Regions from separate parts of the Homo sapiens genome. Here region 2 is linked to region 1. A link is an interaction called in ENCODE POLR2A ChIA-PET data of the cell type or tissue named here. Cell type or tissue: GM12878. All regions are shown on one strand. Each heading gives the region's core, and the rest is flanking DNA. Links, peaks and the distances in the headings are about the cores only.

Region 1 (16,501 bases), core at 5,844-9,843:
CAAATCACAAAAATAGTAAATAGAATTCTTGGAAAGACTTATAATTAGATCTGTCAGACTCCATACGTGTGCTCTTGGCCTCATGCCCTTCAGAGACATTTTCTCCCAGGTCGCTCCTACTGTCCTGGGTAGCCAGGGATGCCTGTGTGCTGGCTTCGCTACTGCCTGGGCAAGATTCTCAGCCTGTCACGTAGCATTTCTTCTGAAGCTAGTAAGGATGCATGAAATCCCTCCAGCCAGCAGCAGAATTACTTTGTCTGCACTATGGTGTATTGTTCGGTGAAGCAGTTTACTAATTTTAGATCCAAGATTGTCTACCTGAACCCCGAGGATGGAAACCGTACCTTTCTGTGCGTGATAGCAGGACTTTGCCATTTTACCGTCTTCATTAGCATCATTTTACTTTTGAGGGACCCTCCTGCCCAGACAAATGATTTGTTCATTACAGAAACTTCTCAAAGACCCATCTACCCCTCAATAGAAAGTATCACCAGACATCAAAGCATCAAAGGTCAGTTTTCTGTAAAATTACTTTTGTTACATTGTCCCTAAAAAAAAAAGACAAGTTAATTTAAAATTACCATTTCAGTTTGAGCCCTAAAATTATTTGAATGCCTCCACCAATTTCTGAATGATTGTATCTTGATTCTTACCTAATCCTAATCAAGCCCCATTTTGGAAAGACCTGCCTTAAATCAAATTTCCAATTTTCAAATTTGTGACCTTGCTGTCTCTTTTCTGATACACTGGCAATGCTTTGCTTTTCTTTCTGCAATAAGCAATAAATTCAGCTTTGCCTTTTCAATAAGTTGTTGGTGATATTTGGGGAGTCAGCTTTTGACAATTTCAAACACACAACTCTTTTCTTATAGGTGTATTCATATATTGCCATCTGAGAAGAGTTCTGTCTCTTCTGAATTGCTGCTCATAGACCCAAGTAGAGTTGCTCGTCTCCATTGCAGAGCCAGCATCTGGAAGGTTCATGTTTACTAGCCATAGCAAGCAATTAACTGGGCTGCTATGTTGCGAGCTATGAAACATTTCTTGGAAAAGGTCATTTTAAAGGGAGGTATTTGGGGAGAATGATCCATAAGGCAAAAGGAAATTCTGTATGAGCATGTGCAGGTTAGAGGTAATATAATTTTGGTGCCCATATTAAAGGTTGTGCTTGTGAAGTCAGAGGCTGCTGAAACAGAGACATTTGGAATTTGTATTAGGAAACATTTAGCTTGTCTAACTGTAGTTGCATAAAACAAACTCTGAAATCCCCCTTCTGACACAATGTCTGATTCTAATACTCTTTTTGTTTTCTGTCACATACATTGAGATCTCTCTGTGTGTGATACAATATTTAGGCCCTGCCTCTTCCTTTCTTAGCTCAGGAACATTTCCTAAACCATGTGCCACAAAACACTCATATATTCTGGGTAATCTTAATTGATATTAAGAAAAATATGCAATATTATATGCCTCCTTTTGAGATTCAAATTGAAAATTCTGTCTCAATTTGAGATTGAGAAATTCTGTCTCAATTTGAGAAAATTCTGTCTCAAATTTTGAGATTCAAATTAAAAAAAATCGGTCTCAATTTGAATTACAAAAATAAAAATAAATGTTGTGTAATCCGGCATGTTTTAGAAGTATATGAAATGCCTTAAAAAATTTTTTTTTTCCTAGTGACACCTTGCTGACCTCTTGTGTCTCAAGTGAAACAGTTTGGAAATGCTCCCCTAGTCTGTAAGGACAACATTAACAAGCCTTATCTCTTGTCTCTCTTTCCACCTTGTAACCTGTTAATACTCCCCTAAATTTAAATGCCTTTTCAAACTTCCACCTGCTCTGCCACAAGCAAAACACCAAACCAAAAAACAAACAAAAAACCTAAGGCATGCTTCTCTTCTTTTCATGTTTTTGCCACCATTTTGTCTTTAACATTTTTAGATTTTTTGTTTATTTAATCCACCTCTTGGCAAATTACTGTTGTAATCTTAATGAGGTCACTTCCCTAAAACCAACCACTATTCTTTTGATAATTCTCCTGTGGCCAGTAGTTCTCATTTAAATATTGCCCCAAAGATTTGAAATGGTTAAAAACAGTATAATAATTGAAGGCTACTTTGTACCCAAATCCAAACGTTTACTAACTGTTCTGTTTCTTATCATCCATTATATCCAAACACGTCACCCAATACAGCCAATCAAAGATTCTGCAAAGAAATCAAACGACAACATTGAAATTCAGTAGTAGAGGCCAACATAGACATTTCTGAAATTTGAATATAAATTTTCTGTTATGAAAGAACCAGGAAAAAATATAAACCTAAAAATTATATTTCTTGTCAATTTATAGAAGTTTATAGGCTTCAAAATAAAAAGTAATAAAAATACAAAATTAAATAATTTTTATCTTTTAGAGCCTGATGAAACTAAACATTATCTTGTCTTATTATTTGCAATCATAGCTAAAGAAGTTCTGAATATTTACATAGAGATAAGGGTTCCTTTAGTAACTTTGTACCTGGGCTGTCTTTCATGGAAATAACCACAATTCCTTCAAGACCTCAGAAGGTATAGATCAATGTGGAATCTTTGATGTGTTTCATTTCCAAGAACAGCCAAAGAATTAGAAGGACATACAGGATTATCAAAATAGTCACAAGCCTGACCACTCAACAAATTTAGGCAACAAACTTTTTGGGGACTGATTCTTAGTTCCTGGAGAAAATTCCCAATGAAAATTATATTCAAAAGCCTCCTACGTAGTTTCACCAATGATCATGGCAGAAATGCAATGATAGTTGAGAGAGAAAGAGGACTGAGATGCCCCTGGTATCAGATGATAGTCAGATATAGAGAGATCGCAACATGTAAATCTGAAATCAATTAGTAGAAATCTCCATAAACAGTTAAATTTGACACTGCCTGGGGAAAATTAATTATACATGGGTGGGGGCAGCAAACAACATAGCTCATCATTCTGTCAGATAGTAGCACTAAAATACTGTTGTCTTCTTGGAAAGCCCAGATATTCAGTGTGCTCACTGCTATTGTCAACAGGCATGTTTCTTGACCACCCCACTATTTAAAATCTTGTAATTTATATTTCTCCATAGACTTCTGTGACACTTGAACTACAGGACTGGGACATGGAATCTATCAAGTGACATAGCCTTCACAAAATAATATTTTAGGACTCAGTATTTTTCTGTAGTGTAGCACATTGGTACAGCCAGTGCCTGCTAGGATGGAATTTCACAGGTTTCTTTTAGTTATGCTTCTTTGGTCGGCATAATGTTTTTGAGGTTTATTCATGCAGGTGCATATACCATTACTTCGTTCCTTTTTATTGTTGAAAACTATTCCATCATATGGATATACCAAATTTTGTTTGTCCATTTACCAGTTGATAAACATTTGGATTGCTTTCAATTTTGGACTATTATTAATAACACTGCGCTGAATATTCAAGTACAAATCTTTGTGTGGACGTGTTTTCTTAACCCACCAAAAAGTAAAACTACTGGATCTTATGACTTTAAAAAAAATTGAAAAACTGCTTTTCCAAAGTGTCTATACCATGTTACATCCTTGTAGTGTATAAAGCTTCTTCTACTTTTTCTACATTTTCATCAGCATCTATTTCAAAGTATTTTCTATTTGAGCACTGCAGTAGGCACATAGTAGTATCATGCTGTAGTTGCAACAGTTGTTTCTGTAATGACTAATGATGTTTAGGGCCTCTTCATGTGCATATTTGCCATTTGTATATCTTATTTGGTTAAGTGTTCATTCAAATATTTTTGTCCATTTTCTAATTAGATTGTCCTGTTATGGTTGAGTTGTAAGAATGTATTATATATTTTGGATAAAAGTCTTTTATCAGAAATATGTTTTGCAGGTACTTTTTGCTTCTCTGTGGCTTATCTTTTCATTTTCTCAATAGTGTCTTTTGAAAAACAAGAGATTTAAATTCTTATGAAGTCTGGTTTATTATTTTTATTTGTTTTAGGTATTATGCTTTTTGCCTTATATCCAAGAATTTTTTTCTTAATCCAAAGTCACAAGGATTATCTTCTATGCTTTATCTAAGAAGTTGTATGGTTTTACACTTAAATTTAGGGCTATATCCTATTACAAGTCATTTTTCTTTGTGGTGTGAGGTAAGGGTCCATGCTTATTCTTGCCTTTTCCCTACAACGTGAATCTTCAATTACTCTAGAACCATTTTTTTATATACTATCTTTTCCCCCATTTAATTATGTTGGCAATTGTGTTGCAGATCGATTAATCTTATATATATGTGTTTATTTCTGTTCTGTTCCATTGATCTATGTGTCTACCTTTATGCCAGTACCACACTCTTGATTACAGCTTCCAGGGAAGCTGTTGAACCAGGTCATATGTCTTCTAAATTTATTCTTCTTTCTTCAAAATTGTTTGGCTATTCTAGGTTCTTTGTATTTCTAGCTGGTCAATTTCTATTTAAAAAAGATATATTTGGAAATAATTACCCTTTTAGTGATATTTAGTATTCTAATTCAACATACCTTTTTGTTTATTTAGGTCTTTAACTTTTCTTGTCAATGCTTTGTAGTTTTCAATAAAAAGGTCATTCACTTTTTAATTAAAATTTATTCCTAAGTAGTTTATTTATGGCTATGAAGGTTTTAATATCTGAAAACCAATGAACGTCACATCATATTAATAGAATAAAGAATAAAAAATATGATCATCTCAATCTCAACAGAAGCCAAAAAAATTTAAAAAACTAAAACACATCTATTCATGACAAAAACTCATTTTATATTTTATTTTCTGTATATTATTGTGAATGAAAATGTTTTCTTAAATAAAATTAGTTTTTTATAGATTTGGATTTTTCATTACTAATACATACAAACATAATTTTGTAAAATTTTATTTTGATTTTTAACTTTTGATTTTTGTATGCTTATCTTGCTACCCACAACCTTGCTACTCACTTCTTTGCTCTAGTATTTTTTGTTTATGGAAGTGTTGGGGGTAAATTCTTTGGGATTTTCTAGATGTAAGAGCACATTTACTGTGAATAAATGCACTATTATTTCCTTTTTTAAAAATCTGAATGGCTTTAATTACCTAGAGTTTCAATTGGCTAGAAACTGCAGTACCAGTGCTGAATAGAAGTTGAAAGAGATAGTATTGACTTATCCCTGCTCTTATGGGGAAAGCATTTAGTCTTTTATCATTTGTATGATATGTGCTATAGTTTAGGTTTTTTCAAGATATCTTTTATAAGCTTGGGTAAGTTCCCTTCTATTTCTAGTTTCTTGGATTTGTTGAGTTTTTGTCATGAATAGATGTGTGTTTTTATTTTTTTAATTTTTTGGCATCTATTGAGATTATTGAGATGATTATGTCTTTATTCTTTATTCTATTAATATGACATATAACATTAATCGGATTTCAGATTAAACGGACATTGCATTCCTGAAGCAAAACTCACTTGACCATGTGGTATAATCCTTTTCACAACTTGCTGGTTTCAATTTTCTAATATTTGTTAAGGGTTTTTGTATTTATGTTCATGAAATATATTCGACTGTAGTTTTCTTGTGATATCTTTGTCTTGCTTTGGTGTCAGGTTAACAAAGTGACCTCACAAAATGAGTTGAACTCGTAAAAGTTATTTTTTCCTTCTCTATTGTTTTTGAAAATGTTTGTGTAAAATTGTTTTTTTTTCTTAAATGTTTTCTAGAATTTACTAGTGAAGCCATCTGAGTCTGAACTTCCTTTGCAGAAAGATTTTTAAGGATTAATTACTTTGTTTGGTATAGATTTATCTCGTTTTTTGTTGCTTGAGTCAATTTTGTTATTTTTTTCATTCCTGAAGTTTGTCTTTTTTATCTAACTATTCAAATTCTCAGCATAAAGTTTTTCAGAATGTTCACTTATACTACTTTTAACTTCTGTAGGGATTATTGTGAAGACTTCTCTTTTCTTCCTGATTTTGGCAATCTGTATTTTTGCTTGTCTTACTAAATCCTCATTTAGATTTTGTCTTATGAGGCTCTCCTGTAGGATAATAATAAAATCATTATGTCTGTATCTGCCAATAGCATCCATTCATTGTTCAAATAATTCTTATTCATCTTCATGCAGGAGATATTCTTTTCTCAGGCCAATATCCAATAAGGCCTGTTTGTATTCAGTCTATTACTGTTCTGCTGGCTCCCCTTTTAATATTTCTACTGTTAGTTATGTTTTACCCTGGAGTCCTAAGTATACAGTATTTGCAGTCTTCTAATATCAACACACAGGACACCTGAAGGCTCATCTATAAAAATTGTATCACCTTGAAACTCATCCAGTGATTATTTTAATACGTTATGACTCTTGGGCATGGGGCCAATCCACAAAATTGTTTTCTCCTTGATTTGCAAAACAAAATTTGGAGCAGCTGACCCATTACTATTTACTTAGGCCTGATACTAACAATTTATTTCCAGACTTACTGGGATATTCTAGTATACTTATAACTCAGCTGTCTTGGGTTGAAGAGTAGCAAATTATATTCTTCCTACCAAAGCATATGAAGATCCATTCTCATGTAAACTCATTTATAATGCCAGGCTACACTGCCTCATGAAGATCAAGGTCAAACTGTATCAGCCCTTAGATGTAAGGCCTGTGTGTTTCCTGAAGCCTGTGTTCAACTTGGAAGATCTCGGCCTTTACAGAGAAGGGGTAGCGTTTTCTGAAATGCATACTCATTAGCTCAAGAATTGGCTAAATATACCAAAGGACAATTACCTTAAGTCAAGGTGACTGATATGGTTTGGATCTGTGTCCCCACCCAAATCTCATGTCGAATTCTAATCACCAGTGTTGAAGGTGTGGCCTGGTGGGAGGTGATTGGATCATGGGGGTGAAGTTCTCATGAATGTTTTAGCACCACCCACCCTCAGTCCTGTATAGTGAGTGAGTTCCCACAAGATCTCGTTGTTTAAAAGTGTGTGGCACCTCCTCTCTAACTCTCTTGTTCCTGCTCCTACCATACAACACTTGCCAACTCCCCCCCTCCCCTTCTGCCACAATTGTAAACTTCCTGAGGCCTCCCTAAAAGCCAAGATGCCAGAATCATGCTTCCTGTGTAGTTTACAGAACCATAAGCCAATGAAGCCTCTTTTCTGGGTAAATCACCCAGCTTCAGATATTTCTTTATAGTAGCACAAGAACAGACTAATACAGTGATGTTCCATGTGGCCTGAAAATTCAATGAAGAGCCAGCTGTTAAGCTCACAACTATAAAAATACAGTCACATCATAGAATTACAGGCATATGCAAACTTCCCACGTAGCCTGCATTGATAAAGTATCTCCAGCATTTAAAGCCTTTTGATCAAGGCTCTGCCAGATCTCTTCTTCTCATTGTATCACTCCCCAAATATCCATCTTACAATTTCCATTTTCAGTGCACCAAATCTGAACACTTTTTAAAATGTAAACTACTACTCTCACAAACTTTAGAACCTCTTTCCTCCTCTCTTCACTTTTCCAAAGGGGGAAATAATGTCTTCGTAAGTTTCACAGCATGAAAGAGCAAACAGAAAGCATGCAATCCCTATAGGCAGGTAGTCACGTGTCTCACTGAAAAAGAGAGAATGGGGCTAGATGAGAATCATATGAATTTAGTCCTCTCTCTCTGAAGAGGAACAATTGAGCAAAGGAAGCCAAGAAACATTTGCTAAGAAAACTCTCCCTGTATGGAAGGAGACATTAGGATTGGGAAAGAAACATTTCTTCCTAACGTAATTCATGGTCTCAAATTCTCACAAATAATTTTACTCTTCTCTTTTTGAAAGGTTGCCAATCTTCAATTCTGGGTAAATCCCACCGTTGACATTTTATGTTCTTGTTTTTAGCCTGGAAAAAAAATCTGTTAGAAAAAAAGAACTAATTAATCTACTGAATCATTAACTATGTTTTTGGGTTTTGTTTCTGTGATAATGTTTTATTCTCTAAAAGATGTCTATACTGGGTCATTATTATTTGCCTACTGCATTTCAACTGTATTCTTTCCTATTGTGGCTGATTTCCTCAGTAGTACTCAGTATTTACATTATTCATCTCCAGTGTTAGTTTGCTAGAGAAATCATTTGAAACATGTTTCATTTTCCCCAAATACCCAGGTACTGAAATACACACCTTAGATGACTTTCATTTCTTCAAAAGTTTTCACACTTGCCCTTTTTCTCCTTTCTCAGAGTAGGGGGTTATTTTCCTCTTTGTAAAGTCAACCCCTTCGTGAATGGCTAGATCCCCTTTTATCTTCTCTTAGTCCTTCCACTTCCCTCTAAAAAGACAACCACTCTAATGTGCTAAATTTGTGTCTCTTTTTTTGCCTTGTGAATTTTTGACATATGGCATTTTATTACATAATCTCACTTTTTCTTATTCGTTTCCTTTTAGTGCTGCTTGTTGCTGACGTTTCTGCCCAAACATCATGAAATGTGGAGAAGAAAGAACACTCAGATGTGCCCTGGAGACTTTCCTTTTATTTTTAAACAGGTACATCCTGAAATTATGTTAGAGTAAGTTTCAACATATTCAAAATCATGTCATAAAATGAATGTTGTGAGAATTATTGACAATCCTGAAAAAGCTTGGGTTGTTACTGGGTTAAGATGTAAAAGAACCCACAGGTTATTTTCCTTTTCTTCTTCTCTGCCTCACTGTAGGTTCATTGTTACCAGCCCTGTAAAAACAAAACAAAAAAAAAAAAACAAAAAACTGTTTTTGATAATCGGGTTCAACTGTCTCTCCCCTACTATAATAGTTTGTTAAAAACATGCTTCTGGCAATGTGTAAACCTAAATACAATGCAGAATTTTCATTATCCTGCAATAAGAGCGACCGCCTGAAAATAAAGCCTGCACAAAGGAGGGCAAAGCCAAGTTGTGGAGAGAGAATGAATGTGAAAGCAGAGCTGAGCCAGAGGGACACAGGCAGCCTCTGGGTCAGTGTGACTAGTGGGCCTGAAGCCAGATTCCTTTCTTTATCTTTTTAGTTATATGAGTTAATGAATTTGCTATATTTGCTAAAATTGGCTTGAGTTGGCTATTTAACATCTGAGAATAAAGTATGCTGGAAAACAGAATAATTGGTAGTAAGAGGGATTGTTTGGAATTGGAAGACCCAAAACATGGAATCAATTGATTCAAGATAGGGTGGGTGAGAGGGAAAGAATTCCCTCAAATTGGGAATTCTTGACAATCTTTTTGTAAGGAGCAAAGTGTTGATTAGACCAATGACTATTGTGTTTAAAAAACAGATACTTGATTGAGTAGTAGTTGGAAGCAGGATGTGTTTTCTAATGCTTAAATCTTATAATATGGTATTAGAGGAAAGAAGATCTAACCTTTGGTTTCAACCATCCTAACTAAAAGAAGACAGGAAAGAGAACGGTACAGTTTGCTATGGCCAGCAATCCATGATGAGAATTAGATAATCGTGCATAGTGGGTGGTCGTACTAGGTGAATTTTTTAAGTTATTCTTTCCCTTCCTCCATTTCTTTTTCTTTCTTTCTTTCTTTCTCTCTTTCTTCTTTCCCTCTTTCTTTCTCTCTCTTTCCATCTTTCTTTCCTTCTTTCTTCTTTATTTCCCTCTTTCTTTCTCTCTTCTCTCTCTCTCTTTTTCTTTGTTGTTTTATTTTATATTCAGAGGATACTTGTGCATGTTTGTTACATGAATAGATTTTGTAATGGCGAGAGTTAGGCTTCTAGTGACCCAGTCACTCAAATAGTGAACATTGTACGTAATAGGTAATTTTTCAGCCCTCACCCCCTCCAACTTCCCCCATTTTGAAGTCCCAAATGTCTATTATTTCTATTTTTATATTCATGTGTACCCATTGTATAGCTCCCAATTGTAGGTGAGAATGTGCTGTTTTGATTTTCTGTTTCTGAGTCATTTGACTTAGGATAATGGCCCTCAGTTCCGGCTATGATGCTTCAGAGGACATGATTTCATTCTTCTCTATGGCTACACTAGCTAGATGTTTTGCCTCTGGCAGGGTGAGCAGCAAGAACCACAATCATAGATTCCATTGGGTACAGAGGAAGCTTGTTTCCCTAGCTCTGTGTGAAAGCTTCCTATACTATGTTATCTTCCTGACCAAATGAATTGCCACTCACTCTTTAGTCACCCACTATGATTTAGTCTTGTAGCAAAATGCAAAATATACTTACGTCATTATCTAAGCCCATTAATTTGGAAGCAGAGGCCTAGAAGGAGGCTATTAAAGACCAAAGTGGGGAAGAACACCAAAGTCTGTAGCTAAAACACAAGGATGCAGGATCCAGATTAATCAGCTCTAACATAACAAGATTGCTATCTTTAGTTACTTGGTTGGAGAGTTGAGAGACTGCAAATTTGCCAGCATCCTACTGTGGTTTTAAGAAGTACTTTATTACTGGAAAAATCCCAAGCTAGGTAAGTAAGAAAGGATTCATATGATTCTTTACTCCTAAGATTTGAAACTTCAAACTACCCACACAGGAAGTGAGCTGGTAAAGCAACGTAGCTGCTCAATTTCTCTTCCACGTAACAGTAGGAAGAGCAATGGAAGGATGAATTTTCCAGTGAAGAGAATCAGTAGAATTCACTTTGGTTGACCAAGAAACATTTCACTTCCTTGGCAGGGAATCCTTGCAAACCGTGTCTCGGAAGTATGATAGATGCCTTATACATTGTTTCTCCTTCTTCCCCTTTCTAAATCGGAGTTTTAGTGATAATTTTCCTGTTCCAACTTCATTAATGTATATTCAGTGTGCGGAGGTGGTTAAATATGTTATTTAGCTATGGCCTTTTGCACCTTGAAGTCATATCTAAACAGACCAGTCTGCAGACTGCCCAGAAAACCTTGACTTAGAGAAGAATGTATTAACTAAGATTCAGCTAGTCACCCTCTGGAGGAAAGGATAAGTGAGATTTTGCTTATGAATGGGACACTTGCATATTGCTGGGCTGAAATTTTTGAAATTTTATGAATTGCAGAAAGTGCATTTATGACTACCAGGAAGCGAAAGGATAGAATTACTGAAAGCATCTGCTTTTTTTTTTTTTTTTTTTTTAAGACAGAGTCTCTCTGTGTTGCCCAGGCTGGAGTGCAGTGGTACAATCTCAGCTCACTCCAACCTCTGCCTCCTGGGTTCAAGCAATTCTCCTGCCTCAGCCTCCCGAGTAGCTGGGACTACAGGCACTCATCACCACGCCCGGATAATTTTTGTATTTTTAATAGAGACGGTTTTCGCCATGTTGGCCAGGCTGGCCTTGAACTCCTGGCCTCAAGAGATGTGCTCAGTTTGGCCTCCCAAAATGCTAGGATTATAGGCATGAGCCACTGCACCCAGCCCAAAAGCATCTACAATTTTTTTTCACTCTGCCCTCCACCATTTATTTTCAGAAAAAGTGTCTCTTCTGCTTCATATGATTTCGATAAGCTTGTTAATCAAGATGGTTTGACATTTCTAAATAGAGACAAAGGGATATGGTCTATTCTGATCATTTTGTTAGAACAAGACATTTACTATGATGTTTATAAGGTAATATGGTGTCCTTGTGCAGTGCACAGTCTTTATAACTAAACACTATGACAGTGGTTGTGATATATAGCATTAAGGAGCCACAGGAACACCAAAATTGAGAAACTGCCCTGGATTGAAGCATAGTGTTCTGAGAACACTAAATAGTTTGGTGCAACAGAGGTAAATTATATAGAAAAGCTTGTAACATCCTCTTTTCCAGATAACTGAGATCATGGTGTTGAACATCTTGTGGCTGTAATCAGAAGGTTAGACTTTACACTGTAAGCAGTGTTGGGCCACTAAAGAGACAGAGTCTCACTCTGTCACTGAGGCTGGAGTGCAGTGGCACCGTGTCAGCTCACTGCAACCTCTGTCTCCTAGTTTCAAGCAATTCTCCTGCCTCAGCCTCCTGAGTAGCTGGGATTACAGGTGCTCACCACCACACCCAGCTAGTTTTTATATTTTTAGTAGAGACGGGGTGCTGGCCAGGCTGGTCTCGAACTCCTGACCTCAGGTGATCCACCCACCTCGGCCTCCCAAAGTGCTGGGATTACAGGCGTGAGCCACCACGCCCAGCCACCACTAAAGATTTTAAGATGCAAGTTGTATAATCAGAGCTATGATTCATAGAGTGAGGAATATAAAATGAAAACAGGAGAGTCTGAGCTGATAAGTATTGTTAAAGGCCTGGGTTATGGGGAACAGTGTGGAAACATCCACCTTGTTTTGCTAGCGTTGTGAATACCACCAGTAGTGTTTATCTGACATGCATCTTGCTCAGGGTTTTAGGCCTTGGCTCTTGTCTAGAACAAAGAAGTTTTTACAAAGGAGTTTTTAGAGAAAAATATGTTGGTCTCAAATTATTTATCTCCCAGAGGTTTTTTTCTTTTTTTTTAAATTTCATTTAATTTATTTAAAAGACAGTAGAAAGCAAAAAGTATGAACATAACAGTTACATATGCTTATTAAAATGGGAGATAAAAGACAACTTATATACAAATAGTTTGACAGAGGCTCTTGCAGTAGAAAATTGGAAAGAAAAATATAACAATTACATGGAATTGTTAAGTCAAGGATCTTACCCAATATCAGGCTTTATTAAATAATGTCAAAATTATAAGCCATCGAAAAGTGCACATGAAGCAGAGATCTGGGATGTCAAGGACAGCTGACTAGGTCTTGCTTCCCACATTGGACATGCACTTTTGGCCAAGAGTAGATGAGGTCTGCAGGTGAGGTTTATGGGATTTCTTATACTATGAGGAATCTTAAAGAGGTACTTTATAGACCAGAGTTGTATAGTTCAGGTGACACTCTTCAGAGAGCCTTATGTAATTGACCCCGGGTTTTATTCATTCTAGGTAATTCTTAGCCACAGAAATCTTCCTACGGGCCTTTTAGAGATAAGGAATATGCTTACCAAATGTCATTAGTTTACTTATTTGAGAAAGTCCATTTGAAAAGGAAATTACTGTCACCTGCCTTCCCTCTTCCCAGTTTCACTGACGTCTTCCACAGGGGAGCAAAGGGATTTCTGGCCGCCTGTTGCTTTGACTCCTTACTTTTTTTTTTCTTTTCTTTTTTTTTTGAGATGGAGTTTCATTCTGTCACCCACGCTGGAGTGCAGTGGCACAATCTCAGCTCACTGAAATCTCCGTCTCCTCAGTTCAAGCGATGCTCCTGCCTCAGCCTCGCGAGTAGCTGGGTAACTGGGATTACAGGCGCCCATCACCATACCCAGCTAATTTTTTTATTTTTAGTAGTGACGGGGTTTCACCATGTTGGCAGGCTGGTCTGGAACTGCTAACCTCAGGTGATCTGCCCACCTCAGCCTCACAAATTGCTGGGATTTTAGACATGAGCCACTGCACCCAGCCTCCTTTATTTCAATAGTATTTCAGAAGTATGTTGAATAAATGGACTAAAATGAATTTTATAGTTACAGCAATCTGATAATAATTATGTAAAAAGTCTGTGAAAGACCAAGTGACCTGGGAAATAAGACGGCTTTCCTGCATGAGAATGGTTTGCAAGTTTTTCCAATCCTGAAATAACCAATAGAAGGAATGCCAAGGAACTGGCCCTTCTCTTACTCTTTAGCGTATTGACTACAGCTTGATTGACTGTGCTGTAGGTATTAGACAATTTTAGAATCATTACATAAATCAGCATGCCTCTCATATTAAAAAAAATTTTCTTTTACATTGATGAATGCTTGTCTTCCTTCTTAAGAAAAAATAAATAAATATCTACATCCTAGCAAACATACAGTGTGTTTTAAAACTGCTAGCAAATAACCTACATAATTGGACAGCCCATTATCTTGATTATTATTGTTACTTAACACAGATATAGCACTTGCTTCAAATGGCATTCACTCAAAGTAACTGACAAGCATTAATTACTTAATGTGTTCATGTTCTTTATGGAGAAGTTAAATATAGTTGAGTATATATCTGAGGACACACACATAACACACACACTCCCAGGATTAATAGAGAGTCCAAGGAAATGTCTGTTGATTGCTGAATGTGTATATAATAATGTCTATATAATTCCCAACAAATGGATATCAGTCTTCATTTCAGGAATACACTTTCAGTAACAACGTTTATAATCACTTAGCCACAGTTTTAGTAAAAAAATTATTTTAGTCAGAAAGTTCTTTACAGTTAAATTTTTATGATAATTTTAATCCATTTTTTCTTCCAGAATAACAGAGTATCCTTTATGTTGTCTTCCGTGAACAATGCCTTCAGGTCCCCCCATATTGATATCCTTGGTGTCAGAGCAAATAAATTGAATAAATAAGTAAAAGACAAAAATCCCTTTTCCACTTCCTAAATATACATTCATAAGAGACTAGAGGGCCAGTGTTATCAATTATTTTCTTCTTCCCCTCAATGTATTAGCATATTCTCTAGAATGATGTGCATGTGCTGATGAACAAAGTCAACTTCCTCCTCTGGGTTAGTTACAGTGTATACCCAATTAGTGTCTCAGGTATTTTTCCTATCAACATGGCAGAGCGCCCAAATACACCTGGATTTAATTGCCCTTACCTTCATTTGTCAATATTTTCTCTAACTTTGGTGGAAGTTGTTATTCTGTGTCACCGAAGGATCCGTCAGGGTGTGTAGAGTGAAAATAGTAATAGTTAGTGGTTATTCATTCCTTGCTTATTAGGATCTCTAGATCCAAAGTCTCTAACTTCAAACTGTCAACATAAGCATCGTACATCTAAGCTATTTCTGTCTGAATGCACCATGTAGACCATTCTATGTCACATATATATTTATGACACTTTAACTGAATTATTACTGTCTTACAAGTGATCAACATTGCAGTTTACAAAAGATAATAGAAAAGATGAAACTTTCCCTCCTGAGTCTCATCTATTACACAAACCCGAGCTAGATAGGCAATAAATACTATATGCTGCCAGAAGGCTGGGAACTAAAATTATAGTAGTGCAATAAACCAGGGTGGTATGGTCAGTCCCAGAGGAGAGGCTTCTATAACATTGAGAGATAAGGTTTACATAGAAACAAAAGTGTTCCATAATCTATTCTAATATCGTGTCTATTTTATTCTGGTGTTCTTTCAGGTAGCTTTTACTCTGTGGTGAATTCTTTTTAATTAAATTCTAGTTATAATTTGAAACCATCTAGGCTTCTTTTCTCTGAAAATCTGATGAAAGACATGGGTCATCTACACAGATAATGCACACATACAAATAAGCACAGAATTTTAGATATTTATGTATAATGCCTATCCAAAGACTTCATAATGATTCATAAAACATGTGTTAAAAACCCCTATACTTTATACAACGTAAGAAAAAATAAATTTACTATTTCATCTAATGCTGATAATAGACTAGAAGATTTCTACCTGAAATCAATTATTCTTTTATGATTTAGTTTATATATAATACCTCTCATTCTCCTAAAGTGTTAAGGATCTACAACTTTAATCCATGTGTAGTATTCTATAGTTTTGTATATTTTATACTATTATTCATTTATCGGCTTATAAAAACTCTGGTAAAAATTTTGTGTTAGAAATAATGCTGACTTCTGAAATGCACTTAATACTTTGTACCAAGAGAACCATTTTTATATTTCACTTTTAATGTTTTTCACATTCTGGAAGTATTGTTAAGATCCTTTGTTTTTAAAATGGACATGATTGAGGGCAACTGTAATCTATGCATGTGAGACTACAAATGCAATAGCAGCCCTTGTGAGAACATCCATGTGTATGAGCTTTGTAGCTCTTACTTTAATTTATAGAGTCTGTGATTGCTCTACTTTGCCTCCTACATGTTTGGATTTCTTGAATTCCTTATTTGAAAGAACTACCCCATACATGATGGCTATTCCTTCCTCTGAGCTACGTGATTGTACAAAAATATACCTACTGTAAAAATGGGAATAAAAATGCAGGAGTTATAAAAGGCATTGGTTAATGTTAATGTATAATTATATAATAGTGAGGTGCTATTAGAGTGGAGAGAAGTATTAGTAGCTATTCCATTTATCCATTTATCGATTCCATTTATATATTATTGGTGTTAAACAAGCCATCCCATAACTGAGTGGCTTGAAACCACAACTCATTATCTCTTATGGTTTTGTGGTATGCCTGCTTTTAGCTAGGTAGTTTCATCCGGGATCGCTCAAGTGTTTGTAGACAGATAGCAGCTGGGACTGAAGTCATCTGAAGGATGGGCTGGGCTGACCATGGACACTCCCTGTTGGCCCATTGCTTAGCCGGAGTTGCCAATTGAGCACCTCTGTGTTATCTCACTCTGTGTGATGAGGGAATCCTCGCATCACAGTAGTTGGAGTTCTTACATGGGGTCCTAGGACTCAAAGATAAAAGGTGGAAGGATCCAGGCCTCTTATAAAAGGCTAGCCCATAACTAGAA
Region 2 (16,501 bases), core at 4,567-8,566, 180 kb after region 1:
GGAAGTGAGGAGCGCCTCTGCCCGGCTGCCCTGAATGGGAAGTGAGGAGCGCCTCTGCCTGGCCGCCATCCTGTCTAGGAAGTGAGGAGCATCTCTGCCTGACCGCCCATTGTCTGAGATGTGAGGAGCGCCTCTGCCCAGCCACCCCATCTGGGAAGTGAGGAGCGCCTCTGCCCGGCCGCCCCGTCTGGGAAGTGAGGAGCGCTGCTGCCCGGCCGCCCCGTCTGGGATGTGAGGAGTGCCTCTGCCCAGCCGCCGCCCCATCTGGGAAGTGGGGAGCGCCTCTGCCCGGCCGCCCCATCTGGGAAGTGGGGAACGCCTCTGTCCGGCCACCCCGTCTGGGAAGTGGGGGGCGCCTCTGCCCAGCCACCCCGTCTGGGAGGTGAGGAGCGTCTCTGCCTGGCCGCCCCGTCTGGGAGGTGAGGAGCGCCTCTGCCCGGCCGCCCATCATCTGGGAAGTGAGCAGCGCCTCTGCCCGGCTGTCCCATCTGGGATGTGAGGAGCGCCTCTGCCCGGCTGCCACCCCGTCTGGGAAGTGGGGAGCGCCTCTGCCCGGCCGCCCTATCTGGGATGTGAGGAGCGCCTCTGCCCAGCTGCCACCCCATCTGGGAGGCAAGGAGCGCCTCTGACTGGCAGCCCCGTCTGGGAACTGAGGAGCACCTCTGCCCAGCCGCCACCCCGTCTGGGATGTGAGGAGTGCCTCTGCCCGGCCGCCCCATCTGGGAAGTGGGGAGCACCTCTGCCCGGCCGCCCTGTCTGGGAAGTGGGGAGCACCTCTGCCCGGCTGCCCCGTCTGGGATGTGTGGAGCACCTCTGCCCGGCCGCCCATCGTCTGGGAAGTGAGGAGCGCCTCTGCCCGGCCGCCCCGTCTGGGAAGTGAGGAGCGCCTCTGCCCGGCAGCCCTGTCTGGGAAGTGGGGAGCACCTCTGCCCAGCCTCCCTGTCTGGGAAGCGGGGAGCGCCTCTGCCTGGCCGCCCCATCTGGGATGTGTGGCGCACCTCTGCCCGGCCACCCATCGTCTGGGAAGTGAGGAGCGCCTCTGCCCGGCCGCCCCATCTGGGATGTGAGGAGCACCTCTGCCCGGCCGCCCCGTCTGGGAAGTGGGGAGCGCCTCTGCCCGGCCGCCCCATCTGGGAAGTGAGGAGCACCTCTGCCCGGCCGCCCCATCTGGGAAGTGGGGAGCACCTCTGCCCGGCCACCCTGTCTGGGAAGTGGGGAACGCCTCTGCCCGGCCACCCTGTCTGGAAAGTGGGGAGCATCTCTGCCCGCCCGCCCATCGTCTGGGAAGTGAGGAGCGCCTCTGCCCAGCCACCCATTGTCTGGGATGTGAGGAGCGCCTCTGCCTGGCTGCCCCGTCTGGGAAGTGAGGAGTGCCTCTGCCTGGCCACCCCATCTAGGAGGTGTACCGAACAGCTCTGAAGAGACAGCGACCATCGAGAATGGGCCACGATGATGATGGCAGTTTTGTCGAAAAGAAAAGGGGGAAATGTGGGGAAAAGAAAGAGAGATCAGATTGTTACTGTGTCTGTGTAGAAAGAAGTAGACATAGGAGACTCCATTTTGTTCTGTACTAAGAAAAATTCTTCTGCCTTGGGATGCTGTTAATCTATAATCTTACCCCCAACCCTGTGCTCTCTGAAACATGTGCTGTGTCCACTCAGGGTTAAATGGATTAAGGGTGGTGCAAGATGTGCTTTGTTAAACAGAGGCTTGAAGGCAGCATGCTCATTAAGAGTCATCACCACTCCCTAATCTCAAGTACCCAGGGACACAAACACTGCGGAAGGCTGCAGGGACCTCTGCCTAGGAAAACCAGAGACCTTTGTTCACATGTTTATCTGCTGACCTTCTCTCCACTATTATCCTGTGACCCTGCCACATCCCCCTCTCCAAGAAACACCCAAGAATGATCAATAAATACTAAAATAAAAAATAAATAAATAAATAAATAAAACAAAAAAAACCCACAAATTATTTCTTATTCAAAATACCACAGAAAATGCAATTAGTATAATAGGCATACTGTTGACCAGAATAATTTTGCTTATGCTGCTTAATGAACTTTAAACTACTAACATAATTTCCTGTAACATTTTTCTTTTTGAATCTAAATGGAGACAATTGACATGACTAATTCACAGCATATGGCATGCCCATCTGCGGTGGACACTGTGCTACCCAGATCCTCTTTCAAAAATGAAGGACTTGTTCCCCCAGCTTTGGGAGCCCTCAGCTGTCAATCCTTCAGGGTCTGCCTTAACTTTAGAGAGCTACTGTGCCGAAGGCTACACCTTTAGTCCGTCCTTATCCAATAACAACTATCAGTATGATCAACAGGCCCAGCTCCTTCTCCTCAATGCAAATAGAACTCCATGTAAGGTCAACTGAGTCTTTATTGAGATTACACCACAGCTTGACTTCCTCCTTCTGTGGAATTTATTTCTTCCCTTCCACAAGTGTTTATTCCAACACCCTCCAATGTAAATCTCATTTTCACTAATCTTCATCTCAGAGACTGGTTTCCTGGGGAATCCATCTTGCAGCACAAGATTAAGATTGATTCAATGCAAAGTTAAATATTAAATTGTCATTCTCTTGCCAGAAAATATGCTTTAAAATTCTTCCCTTCCTCCCCATGCTCCTGATCAATTAGTATGTAAATGTCCAAGCAAAATATTAGTCTAATAGTAACTAGAAAAGTCAATTTATCTAAGAGTTACAATGAATTCTAAAGTCATATTTGCTTATACCTAACTTTTTCTCATTAGCTCATAAAGTCAAGGGCATAGTAAAGGAACAAATGTGTAATTCAGTTTAATTTGTGAATATTGTGGGGATGAACCCCTGCAAGTAGTTAATGTAGGTACATAAGCATAGATCCAGATATTGCCCTTAGCAGGCATTTGCCAGGTCATCTGACACTGCACAGTCTCAAGGAAGACAAACTGTAGGTATTTATAGAACTGGTCATAAAGCCATTTTGTGAAAACTGCCCCCTTTTTCACCTGCTGACTGAAGCAATATGTGATTATTTTGGTACAGAGAAGAGATCGATCACACCTTTTTAGTAGAATAAAAATAATAACAAATTCAAGAGAAATGAGGAAAAGCTTTTTTGTTCCATTTAATACCCATTCAAAATGCTTACATCCTAGGCTTTAAATTGAACTTGAGCCTTTTCAGATTTCTGTTCCTTTCATAGATGAAGAAAAGCCATTCTCAGCTTCAATAAAGAATACAAAAAAAAAAAAAGGTATGCCAGCTTAGTGTACACTAGTTTCTAGTATATTGAGAAAAATAGGTTTCATATAAAACCCACATAAATTTTCTTTTGTACTGTGTAATATTTTCATTTTATTATAAACGGAAAAGAGAATGTCTATAACAAAATTCAGAGAATAAAGAAGAGACAGAAGAATACAAATATCCTAAGTAATCAAACCATAGTTAAGTCAGGGATGGATTGATGAGAACAAAAATTAGTGTTTTTATTATGCAGTTTGTAAGTGTGGGAATATACAGAGGCTCAGAATAAGTCACAGTAAAGCATTCCCACACAGTGGAGCATAGCTTCCATATCATTATTGTGGAGCCCCAGGGAGAAACATAATATATCACTTCTTGAATTTCTGCATACATATCATGTGTAAGTAAATACTACTCATAAAAATTGCATTTCAGTTTTAAATATTCTATTTCAAACTTTGATCTGTTCCTCTATATTGAATGAAATTATTTCTTGGATCATTTAATTTTGCTAAAGGGCCATTCTGGACAATCAAGTGAATGTGACAAAAATATTTTCTTAAAATTTTAACTTGGAAGAATGATACTAAAATGTTTCTGATAATATTAATGAGTGTTTAGATAAAGGCAGGCAGTTAGATAGTAAAGTCTATTCTGACAAACTAAGCCATAGGCATCATCCTTGTTTGGGAGAGTTAAATAGAACTGAAAATTCAGAAGAAGGAGAAAGAACTTGGGGACAAGATACATTCATTCATTCATTCTTTGGACAGGGGAGAAGAATATTTTATGTTGCTCATTGTTTTTGTGTTCACAGGCTTTTTAATAAGGAGGAATAGACACGGAAGCAAAAACTTAAAATGATTTGTATGTTATTATGCAAAAATTTTAAAAAGAAAAAAAAAAAAAACAGATTTGAAAGTGCACCCAAGTCTACCCAGAGTATCAGGGAAGACTTCGGAAGGGAGAGTTGGAGTGAGCGGTTTGCCAGGGGCAGGGTCTATTTGAGAAGGTGCCAAAGAACTATTTGGCCTGTGCCTCACATTCACAGCAGGCTCAGGATGTGAACTTTGTCTTTGTCTTCAAATGAAGCATATGTATAGAAACTTCATGTATGTTGGTATGTGTGTATTTGCCAAGCATGTCATTCTGTTCAATATAAGCGTTTTAAATACACCACATTTTAAACCCTCTTGATAGCTTTTGACCTTTCTAATGTAGTAGTAGTTGTCTCCAAAAATGGAAGAAACCCAGACTCTTAAAACTCCTGAAAAGTCCTGGGCTATTTATTTATTTATTTATTTGAGACAGGGTCTCACACCTCACTGCAGCCTCCACCTCCTGCACTCCAGTGATCCTACCATCTAATTCATAAGTAGCTGTGATTACAGGCATGTGCCACCATGCCCAGCTAATTTTTAATATTTTTTGTAGAGATGGGGTCTCCCTATGTAGCCAAGGTTGGTCTGGACCTCCAGGACTCAAGCAGTCCTCCCCCATCAGCATCCCAAAGTGCTGGGATTACAGGCATGAGCCACTGCACCCAGCCCTTTTTTTCCTCCTTTGGGAATGTTATTCATCTTATAGAAATAGATGTGAACATAATTAATGCCAACATTGCTTTCACTTATCTCACAGGCCAGAGGAAGTTTCTAGTTGTTCATTGTGGAGCAGTTCCCTTTCCTATGTATATTCACTGGTTGTCATGAATGCACCTGATACCACCCCTTTCTACCCGCTCCTCTTATTCCACTTTCCTTTTTTTTTTTTTAAGAGAGATTTTCACTCTGTCGCCCTGGCTGGACAGACTCCCAAATAGCTGGGATTACAGACATGCAACACCACGCCCAGCTAATATTTTTGTATTTTTAGTAGAGACGAGGTTTAACCATGTTGGCCAAGATGGTCTCGAACTCCTGACCTCAAGTGATCTGCCCGCCTCAGCTTCCCAAAGTCCTGAGATTACAAGCATGAGCCACTGCATCCAGCCTTCCTTATTCCACTTCTAAACCTCCATTCCTAGAACTTCCACCTTTCTTAAAAAGTATACTCCATAAGAAACAAACATGATTTAGCCTAAGACAGAATACTTCCACTCACTTAGGAGATGAATTTTGTATGAACAATCTCTGAGATTCATTAAACAATATTTGGGTGATTACTAAGAAGCAGACAATATTCTTGGATATGCATTAAACAAGATAGGGAAAAAAAAACCCTCTATCCTTATGGAATTTATATTTTGTTGGTTTGTTTTGAGATGGAGACTCGCTCTGTCGCCAGGCTGGAGTCAGTGGCATGATCTCGGCTCATTGCAACCTCCACCTCCCAGGTTTAAGCAATTCTCCTGCCTCAGCCTCCCGAGTAGCTGGGACTACAGACGTGCACCACCATGCCCAGCTAATTTTTGTATTTTTAGTAGAGACGGGGTTTCACCATGTTGGCCAGGATGGTCTCAATCTCTTGACCTCATGATCCGCCTGCCTCGGCCTCCCAAAGTGCAGGGATTACAGGTGTGAGCCACCATGCCTGGTCTGGAATTTATAATTTAAAGCGTATTTTTACCTGCTATTTATGTAATTTTCAGTTCATACAGAACTTGATCACTAAATGGTTTTTTGATAGCACATCTTGTAAAGAAAAAAATGACAAGAAGAAGAAGCAATGAATGGCCTTACTGCCAGCTCTCTCATTGGGCTAGGTTTAGAATAAACATATAGAAATGGCTTGTATGATGAAGTTAAGAACCCTAAAACAGAAAAAATATTTAGGAGAGATTTGTTTTCTCAAGAAAACTATCATTTTTTTTGTAAAATTATTCCCTCCTGGAAGAAATTCTTTGCCAGTAACAGTGAAAAGTAATATAAATTCTAAGGCAATATTTTCACAGTTTTTACATTTGGAAACTCACTTGCAAATATGTAACTTTTCTCCCAAGGTAGAATTCTACTTTCCCAAAGAGGTACATAGACAGACTGCTGGCTTCGGTACTGGAACACTAAATAGTCAAGCTGGCTTTGAATTCTCACGCTGCCCAGCAACACATTTGTTTTCTCAGAGTCTATTTAGCCCAGCACGAGATGTTATGATACCACTGAGAGCCAAGCTGCTACCCAGCAATGCAGGATGTTTGCCACAACTTCCTTAATTACTTCAGTTGTGCATATGGCTGAGCATTTACTGTGTGCAAAGAAGCTATGAGGTATGAATCATTTTGTGGCTGGACCTACATTTTAGTCTTTTTTATGAGCAAGGGAAGTAGGTAAAGACATGGTAGATGAGGGGGAAAAAAGTAAATTCACTTAAAAGGGAAACTTCACTCACCAAGAGGTAAAAAGAATGTATGTACAACTACATATAAAGATATATAGATATTATCTAGCTATTTAGCAATGCTTCTTTAATAGCATGCAACAAAGAATTGTCTTTCAGTAGAATTCCATCATCATCATCAACTCCCATTCTCAAGTTTCCTGCTGCTTTTAGAAAGGCACATGAAACCTGGCTACGGGGTATATTTTCTAACCATACTTATATCAAAAATTGGCTAGCTGACTAAATTCTGGGCAATGAGAGGCAAAAAGAATTAATATATGCAACTTTCAAGTTTCTTCTTTATGAAGAAAGCTATTTGTCTTTCACTTTCTCTTTCCTATTATATTCTGAAATATAATTGTGGTAAAGGCAAGAACTTTTTCCACCTGGAGTGGTGAAAGACAATGTCTCAGAAAATGGTAGAGTAAAAAAAGGGATTTGCATATTCATACATACAGCATATCTCTATATATGCACATAATAGGATATTAATATGTTTGTTACTTGCATATTGTTTCATTGGTTGTGCTCCCCACAAAATTAAAATATGTATTTTTTTGTAAAAATTTGTTATACTCTATCTACATAGCAGATTTATTTCAATAAATGTTGTTTTAACTTCTTGATTTTGTCAGGCAATAAAAAAGCTCTTATTAATCATTATTTCTTGATGTAGTATGTTTTCAAAATATTGTTTGTGATCATTTACTAATGCCTTATGTTCATATTGTTTCTGTTCTGAAAAATGCTGAATTTGGATACAAATTCAGAATAGTAAAATTATTAAGACTTCTTTTTATGCCTAAATTATTTTTTTGCTTCCTGGACTGCTGAGCAATAAAATATTATTATTATTATTTGAGACAGGGTCTTGCTCTGTCACCCAGACTGAAGTGGCACAATCATGGCTCACTGCAGCCTCAACCTTCTGTGATCCTCCCATCTGAACCTCCCATTTTTTTTTCTTTTTTTAAGGGTAAGAGAAAGGGTAGGGAAAACAAAAGTAATATTTTAATATTCTCTAAATTTTAATGACTTTAAAACTATTGGGAGAACTCTTTTCTATACTATTTATAAGGTAATAAAATACTTTACTGGTTTTAAAAAAATTCTCATATTTAAGAATAAAACCTAGTATAACTGTCTATAAAATAATTATTTCCATATATCCAGTTTTAAACATTATTGTCAATCAGAAACTATCTATGGGATAAATTAAAGGCCCTGGAGTTATGTTAATATCCTCATGATTCCTTTCCCATCCCCAAATCACTATCACTGTAACAATCTGAAACCAGCAATCTCCTTCCTCCACTTAAGGAACAAAAATCTCTCTATTGGTTAACCTCTTAGAAAATTATCTACACCCTATTCAAAACTTCTGTAGACTCCATGGAATAATCCTGATTCAATTTTGTTACTTAATGGATCATATTGAAAAACCCAAACTGGGAATTGTTCAGCAGACACTATTATCACAGATTCAAGTTTATTTTTTAAATATTAGCTCCCAGGAATTAAATCAATGCCAATGGCTAGGGTAAATGCCTTCTACTGAGCCTACCAGGTAGCAAAACAAAAAAGAACTGTTATTTATACAAATGTTAAATATGCTCTAGAATGCTTTGGTCTTTTTATTTTTCCTTTTATTTTCAGTATGGATTGAGAATTTTCTTTGCTGGTAAATTGTATTTTACTGGAACTTTTATTCAAAAATGTTGAACACCTTTTCAACATTAGAGTAAATGGACTTTTAAAACCAAAGTAGAGACTAAATGGACTTCCAAAACCAAAATTGGCAAAGCTATAAGAAGTCTAAAACTGCATTTGTCAATATGGTGGCCACTACCCACCATATGTGGCTATTTAAACTCAAATTTGAATTAAACTTAAAATAAAAATCCAGTTCTACAATTGCACCTGCTGTATTTCAAGTGCTCAATAGTTACATGAGGCTAATAGCTGCAATATTAATTAGCATAAGTAAGAATATTTTCTCAGTATGAAATGTTATATTAGAGAATACTATCTAGAACTTTCATTGCTTTCTATTAGCCTTGATGCTATGAGATTTCTCTTTATGAGCTAAGAAAAGACTACCTCATACCCTGTTATAATCTCATGTTTGATCAGAGATGCTATCCTACAGCAAGCCAATATAGATACAAACAACTCTTATCTTATACAAACAAAGTCTAATAATTTAAGCCAGAAAAATAGAGCTTTTTTAAAGATAGCCGCATAAACAGCTCCTGTACAACCTGAGGTGTGGGGAAAGGAGAGAGAGAGAGAGAGAGACAGATCCATCCTTCAGCCTCTATGGAAAGTACTTTGTCATACTATTAATAATGATCGCTAAGAAAAACGTTATTAGTATTGTTAACAATTCATGATAATTTATACAGCACTAAAACTCCAAGAAATCGATCTTTGGATTTATTTTTTCCAATTAAAAAGACATAGCCATCTTTTCTGCTTCATTGGGCTTGAACACTATTGGGAGACTTCCAGCTGAGTAGCCTTCAGAACCTCCAGAAGCCAAGTAGCCTGGGAGTTATGACCAAGACTCCCTTAACATTCCCTTTAGTTTTACTAAACTTATTAGATAGCTTTTTTCCGGACACTAAGCCCCCAACCTTCAGTTTCCTAGTCATATACATTATAAAACTTTCATTCAAAAATCCCTTGTCTGTCCCTTTAAAATGTAAATCTTTTTAAAGCCTGCTGCTAGTTTTACAATCCAGGAATGTCTTTCTGAAGAACTTGGAAGCAATTTCTTTCAAATGCAATTATTGAAGGAGATAGACCTCCCAGTCTCTGTGGGAGCGTAAGAGCCTAACTTTGGTAGGCCCCTTGATCCAACTTGTCAACTTGTCTCTTGTCATGAAGATAAAATAAAATTTAATTTCTGTTTGAGTAAAGCAAATTAGTAAACACCCAAGGCTGGCCTAAGATTCTCCCTACCCTAGCTCTTAAAAACTCTTTATGTCATCACCACCACAGAATTGTGTAACCAGTCTTGGTATGTGCTTTCTCCCCTATTGCTGCAACAGTATCAGAATAAAATCAATTTCTGCTTACTAATCTTGTTCAGTGTGATTTTTCTTTTCCAATAGATAGCTGATTCAAAATATCAGTTTAGATGACAACACAAAGTAGGTAATTTTCAACCAAGAAGTTGAGTTAATATGAATTTTCCAATACGTTTATGCTTTTTTCTCTTTTCTATAATACTATTCTTGTCTGTTACACTTCTATGCTCTCTGGTAATCAATTAAAGAGTTTTCAATATGCTCTCCTGTACTTCCACCCCCATAGTATTTTAACTGCCACTTAAAAAAAGACAAAACTTTTATTGGTTTTGTTTTCCTATCATAACTACTGATCTGAACCTAATGATTGCTGATGTGTCAGTCTTCACCTGATCCTGCTGCTCAAAATTCAACTAATGTTCTTTAAATTCTTCAGAAGGTTGATTTTCTTCTTCATGTTCATTCAAGTACTTACATTTTTCTTTCATTATTAATCCAACTTTTAATTTCATTATAAGTAGATTTTGATCCCTTGCCAACAAAATGCTTCTAACGAGATCAGTACAGTCCTTTCATCAAAACTCAGTTTTGTAAGAGTGGAAACTAATAGTGAAGTGGCTACACTGTCTGGGGTAGATACCAGGGGATCATTGTCTCATGCCAGGAAAATTTAGAACACAGACACACAGGAGAGGTTTAGAAGTGGAGGTGTAATAGGCAAGAAGAGAAAGAAAAAGGAAAATAGCTCTCTCTCCAGTGAGAGAGAGGGGACTTCCCAGAGGAAAAGGCCAGCCAGTGGTGGATGAGCCAGATTTTATAGTCAGGTTTCAGGAGGTGGTGTCTGATTTACATAGGGCTCACAGATTCGTTCCATCAGTTATGATGTTTACATAGTGCTTGGGGAAGGCTGGCTGCCCCACCCTAATCTTATTATGTAAATGAACTTTCCCCATTGGCCGGGACCGTCTTGTCTGCTCTTTACTGTACACACAGCTGACAAAGAGAAGGGAAGATGGAACTGCGATCTTGAACATGATTGGCACAACTACCAGCATCTACGTCTGCAGCTTGATTTTACAGGCTGCTCTTTGTTAGAAAGGAAAATAATTTGGGGCTGCTTTTTGTTTGACAAAAGGTAAAGGAAAACCTTACTGAGGACTTCTGTACTCTCACTATCTGCCTAAGTAATTTCTTCTTAATTCCCCTATCAATAGCAGGACTATCCTTTTATGTCACACTCAGCTTGTTACTTTGTAAGTTCTATTTAACTTCACTCAGAAAACCTGTTCTCATTAAGGTACACAAGGTTGTTTCCCCTGTTGCCATAAATGGTTTTTATATTCCTGATACATTCTGTATCCTACAGTACTACTTATTCTACAAACACCAACTTTTCCCTGAAAACCCAACAAACCAGTCTCTAATTCTCAAGTGTTACCAGGTACCATTACATTAGCCCTTGATTTTCTTTTGGCTAGATGAGAAAGCATGATATAGCAAAAACTTCTTGGTGCCCCATATGGAACGGTCCATGAACAGGCCAGTTAAAACAAAAATAAGCAAACAAAAACACTTGGCTGTGTGCAGTGGCTCACGCCTGTAATCCCAGCATTTTGGCAGGCAGAGGCGGGCAGATTGCTTTGAGCTCAGGAGTTCGAGACCAGCCTGGGCAACATGGCAAAACTCCATCTCTACAAAAATTACAAAAATTAGATGGGCATTGGTGGTTCGTGCCTATAGTCCCAGCTACTCAGGAGGCTGAGGCTGGAGAATTGCTTGAGCCCAGAGGCAGAAGTTGCAGTGAGCTAAGATTGTGCCACTGTACTCCAGCCTGGGCTACAGAGTGAGACCTTGTCTCAAACAACAACAGCAGCAACAACTTGACTCTGAAAAAAACCCATCTGAACCGTGGAATATGGTTTGTAGTCAGAGTTTGGTCATCTAGGTCTCCGGCTTCTATTATGAAAACTAATACTCATTTTGTTTCTGGTAAAGGCCTGTACGGCAGTTAGCTGATGAGTTCTTCCCAGAGTCCTAAAAGTTACTGTGTAGCCATTATCAAATTAGTTTGATAACTTATCCTGAAACAGGAAAGACTAACTTTAGTTCAATTAGAGAAAATATTACCTGCACAGCTTTTTGATTAGCAAATTCTCAACAATCCCTTACAGCCTAGCTTTCTCAGCCCTTGGCCCAAAGACTTACCAGGACAGGAAAAACAAAAAAAGAAAATAAAGGAAAGAAAGATAAAGAAAAAAAGAAATATCCCTGACAGCTGTCAGCTAACAGCTGACCCGGTAACTACCAGTCAGGCCGTGGTATTCCCCTGATGAGCACAGTTGACTGCATACAATATTAGCATCTGATGAGAACTCTCTGCAACCATGAAGACAATTTCATGGTCATGACTGAACAAAGATAAAAACAAACTCTATTTAACTACTAAATATTACCAAAATCTCCAGTTTCCAATTTATACAAGTGACTGCTACTTCTTTCATGATAACTCTAGCCTCATCTGCTTTTCTTGACCCTTACAGACAAGATCCCATACACCAATTTTTTGGTAGCACCCAGTCCAGAAGGGACCCCATCGTCCTTCAACATTCTGCTAAATTAAATTCTGTAATAACAAGCCTTTTCTAACTCCCTTTAATCAAGGTGCCTCAATGTTTCACCTTGTGATATGGCTGCCTCTTTTGCCACAGTAGACTTAATAAACTTAACTCTTTTTTTTTAATCACAGGTGTACTTTCTAGTAGTCTTTGGCTTTGAAATTGGCAAGGTACTATTCTAATTCTGGAAACTGATGTAGAGAGGCTATGTCACAATTCCTAGGTTACACAACCAGCTAGGGGTAAAAACAAAATTCAAACACAGAGTGTTTGGCCCAAGACTCCATGCTCTTAAATTTATGTTGTCTTCAAATGATGGAATATAAGCAGAAATTATGTCAACTCAGTTCTATTCAAGCTGCCACTACTGAAAACATGAAGCCAAATAGTTTGACATATTTAACTCAAAGAGCTGTGCAAAATAGATAATCCAGTAGTTCCCGTGTACATTAGTTCAAAAGGCTTTAGCAATTTATCTAACCATTTATGATTATATCTTTTTCATGAAATTACAACTCATTCTATCACCTGAGGTCTTAACAAAATTGTAAATGTAAAGAAAATCAGTTTTACAAAAATACAAATATGTTATATCTTTGCAGTCCTGTCCTCTTTTGTCTTTATATGAATATGTTCTGTATGGAAGAATTTATATACAAACATACCAAATAAGAGAGCAGAAAAAGTAGAAAAAGAAAAAGTTTGGCAAAAGTGAATCTGTGTGGTGTCAGGTACATTTTATTTGGCTACATTTAGTAATGGCAGGCTCAGAAGAAATCTGCAAAACAACTGACAAGAAATGTTTAATCTTCATTTTTAATATTAATTTCTTGTTCTGCTTTATTGCTTTATATTTTATGAATTTTATTTTCTGTAACTCCCCAAGATATAAAATGATTATATCCTAGAATAAATATTTCTCATCCATAGAAAACAAAACAAAAAAAAGTCGTGTGCAACCCTTAGGGTCAAGCAATTGATTAAAATGAAAGACAGTTATGAATATGCTATGGAAAGCATATTTCCTTTTAAGTATTTTTTTTTTGAGCAAATTATGGCTCTTTTGCTATACTTTCAAGGCATACTGACAGGGCAATTAGTAATCTGAACTATCAAATCCATTTGGAGATAATGGAGCTTATCAATTCTTGTGTTATAATTGCTTTTCAAAGCCCCTCCCCATGCCTGTCTTTTCCCCCACATCACTTACCCAATACACTTAATCCTATTTAAATAGCAACATGTCAAACATGTCTGCTAATCAACTGGCTGGCAACCCCATGGAGATTTCTGCAGTTTTAAGCACTGTATTTCACTGCATAAGGATTTTTCCCAAATATTGATTTTTGGTTTTCAAGGTTACTGATGATGTGCTCTAGCACATTAATCATTCTAACCACCTTAACAAAGAAGCTCATTAAAAAGACAAATACATTTATCAAGGAAATCATCAGGCAGATTATATACTTTCCGCCCATAATATATTATAACTGAATAAATAACTAGGGTATTTTATAATTAAATATGCAGAACACTTAAGATTTTAATATTCATATCCTTTACTGAAGAATGGGGATGGATGAGGTTTTGTAACATATAATTTATATGGTACAACCTAGCCACAATTATGTGGGTTAAAAATAGGACTACTGCTTTGAGTATACAAACTAGATAATGTTTTGACATGATGATGAGACCTTAAATACAAAGACATTTGAAGTTCAAAATACTGGAAATTTAACTTAAAATTTCTGTAGAACAACATTTTAGTATCTATTTCTAGAATCTAACAAATTCATAGAGTCTGCCTTGGAAATAAGGCTTTGGGGTGGGGAGATACAGCTAAGCAGTCATTTGCCCTCCGGCCTCACTGAAGCTGGAGTGATTATTCCTTCTGTGAGCCAAATAATACTTTAAAAGCTTGGGAAGGCCTAAGGGGTCAGCTTTGTCTTATGTTCCAATCCTATTTCCTAGTATTTCTCTCATCAACCTACCTCATACTAATCTGAGTTTTAGTTGGAGAAGTTTGCTTTTCCTTCTCAGGGTCTCCAAATTAATGGACCACAAATAATCTTGAATTGTAGCCTGCAGGCAGAAAGGATCTCTCTTAGCAATTTCAAATTTGATTTCATTATTTTTGTTTTTAGTTTCAAGATATCTTGCTTTCTAGTAGAACCTTACTAAAACATGTACAAAATAGCTTGCACACACAGTTATCCTAAAATTGTTACTATAAAATCTACCAGTGCCACTTTACTGAATCCCAAAGAAATATATGCTACAATTTCATTAACGTTTTTGTGATCATTAATAAGTCTTGCTGACTTCAGTGGCTGGCATCAAAGTAAAAATTACACCAGACAAAGTGAAGCAGGCAGGAAAGACTATTCAATGCTATTGCAACAGAAAAGAAAGATTAGAACTAAGCTGGAGCTCAATTTGGGTAAAACAAAGAGCAGGAGAGTTTTTAAGAGATGGTAGTTGAGCATAGAAGGGAAAGGGAAGAGTCATAGGCCATCTGTTTGCTAATTTGCTTTACTCAAAGGAAAAGTAAATTTTCTTGTACCTTTATAACAGGAGATAGTTTACATCTTGGAATAAGAAGCCCACCAAAGAAAGACACCTGCCCTTCCACAGAGACTGGGAGATACAAGTTCTCTCCTCCTTGTGCTTACATTTCAAAGGGATCAGTGTTAGATACAGTTAGGTTCCCTCTTGAAACAGCTTATCCGGTGTCCTTGTTCTCTATCCTATAATTCCAAATACCTCTTTGCCTTTGCTATGCCTCAGCCTGTCTGAATATGCCTAGGCATGCCTGAACTTGCTACAACCCCAGTGCACACTCCTTTCCTTATTAGGGAATAGGTTACCTTCCTAGTACCTCCGTAAATGACCCCCTTTCTCTCTCTTCTCATCTCCCTTACGTGTCTACCTTATCTAAGAATTAAGCCAATTGGGACTAGTTTAGACTGTGCGGTCCAACCCTAGCCAACACGTGAAAGACACAGAAGCAGAAGCTGCATTAGAGATAATAAAAACCCCTGCTTTCCTTTGTTCTGTGTGCTCTCACCATTGCTACATACGCAAGATGCACCCTTCTGCAGAAGTAAATTTGCCTTGCTGAGATGTTCTTTATCTAAGTGCTTGTTTTCTTTGTGACTCTGAGCTCTTATTCCCAACAATTTCGTGGCCCATACAGGGAAGCCACTCTTCTCAGGGGAGGGGGTCTTCAGTCCTCACTCGTGAGGAGACGCGTCCCATTGCCTCATTGTGGTGGCCTCAGGGGTAAAGTTTCAAGACTCACCCAGTGTGAAGAATAAACCTGGACTCTCAGGAATGCAGGAGGAAAAGGCCTACAAATACCGCGACGACCAGGTATCTCTGTGCACAGACCAAGGTAGGAAACACCGCAGGAGCCAGCAAAGTATTTCCTTTGTGGTCGGGATGAAGGTAAAAAAAAAAAAAAACGCAGGAGTGGTGAAGTATTCTTTGGTCGGGACATACCAAGGCAAGAAAAGCTGTGCGGGTGGTGAAGTACTCCTTGGTGGTTGGGATTTCTTGGAGGTTGAAAATGTGTGAAAGGCAGAAAATTCCTAGTATGAGGGATTGAGCCTCAGTAAGCCTCCAGAGAAGGATAGGCAAGAAATTCCTAGTATGAGGGATTGAGTCTTAGAGAGCCTCCAGAGGAAGATAGGCAAGAAATTCCTAGTGCAAGGTATTGAGCCTAACCAGGACCCAACATGGGAAATGTCCCAAGTAAAACAAGGAGTAAAAAGGATAGAAATAATAACAATGATACCTGTTAGCCCCCTAGGTCTTATGTTAAAATACTGGAAAGATAATGAAAGGACTAGACACAAGAAAAAAACAACAAATAATAAAATATTGTTGTTTCATTTGGACTCAAGAACTAATCCTCAAACCCTAAGTCTTCTGGCCAAAGTTGAGGTCAAATGAGGCTTGGATTTGTCAGCTTGTAGTTCGATTTGTGAATAGTAAAATTCCAGTCTCCCAAGAGGAGGTAGGCTATGCCCTCTGTTGACGGGAGGGGCTGGTCCTCCTTTACCCCCTAAAGACTACAGGAAGTAAGACAAAAGCCAACTCCTTTAAGCCACCTAACACTCCTGACCCTAACCTCCCTCCCCCTTAGGCCAAGGCAGTCTGCCCAAGCTGCAGGGCCTGCCAGAGCTGTCCAAAGAGTGTGAAGGGAACTGCCACTCTGCTAGGAAACTCCCACCCCAAAGGACGGCATCCACAGTTTCCAGTGTTACTCACGTAGAAGTTGATGAAAAC

Evidence for each region. Peaks named below come from ENCODE experiments on the same cell type or tissue, not always from the same donor. Only the 100,000 strongest peaks of a DNase experiment are listed, where the experiment ranks them.
Region 2: POLR2A ChIA-PET joins it to region 1 with 5 read pairs; 2 of 35 experiments call an interaction of 5 or more read pairs at or near these places.

What each region holds. Positions count from the first base shown.
Region 1 is chr1:187,435,177-187,451,677 of GRCh38, forward strand. It overlaps LINC01037 (long intergenic non-protein coding RNA 1037), which reads left to right and starts at 8,452. Exons shown (of 3, transcript NR_132374.1): 1 at 8,452-8,550. In GM12878, for the core only: no CTCF peak of the experiment used is centred there; a DNase peak (open chromatin) is centred at 8,332.
Region 2 is chr1:187,615,803-187,632,303 of GRCh38, forward strand. It overlaps the pseudogene LOC100967224. Among named protein-coding and RNA genes, the nearest start is that of LINC01037, 180 kb to the left of the region's middle. RefSeq lists an enhancer at 14,695-15,894. In GM12878, for the core only: no CTCF peak of the experiment used is centred there; a DNase peak (open chromatin) is centred at 6,379.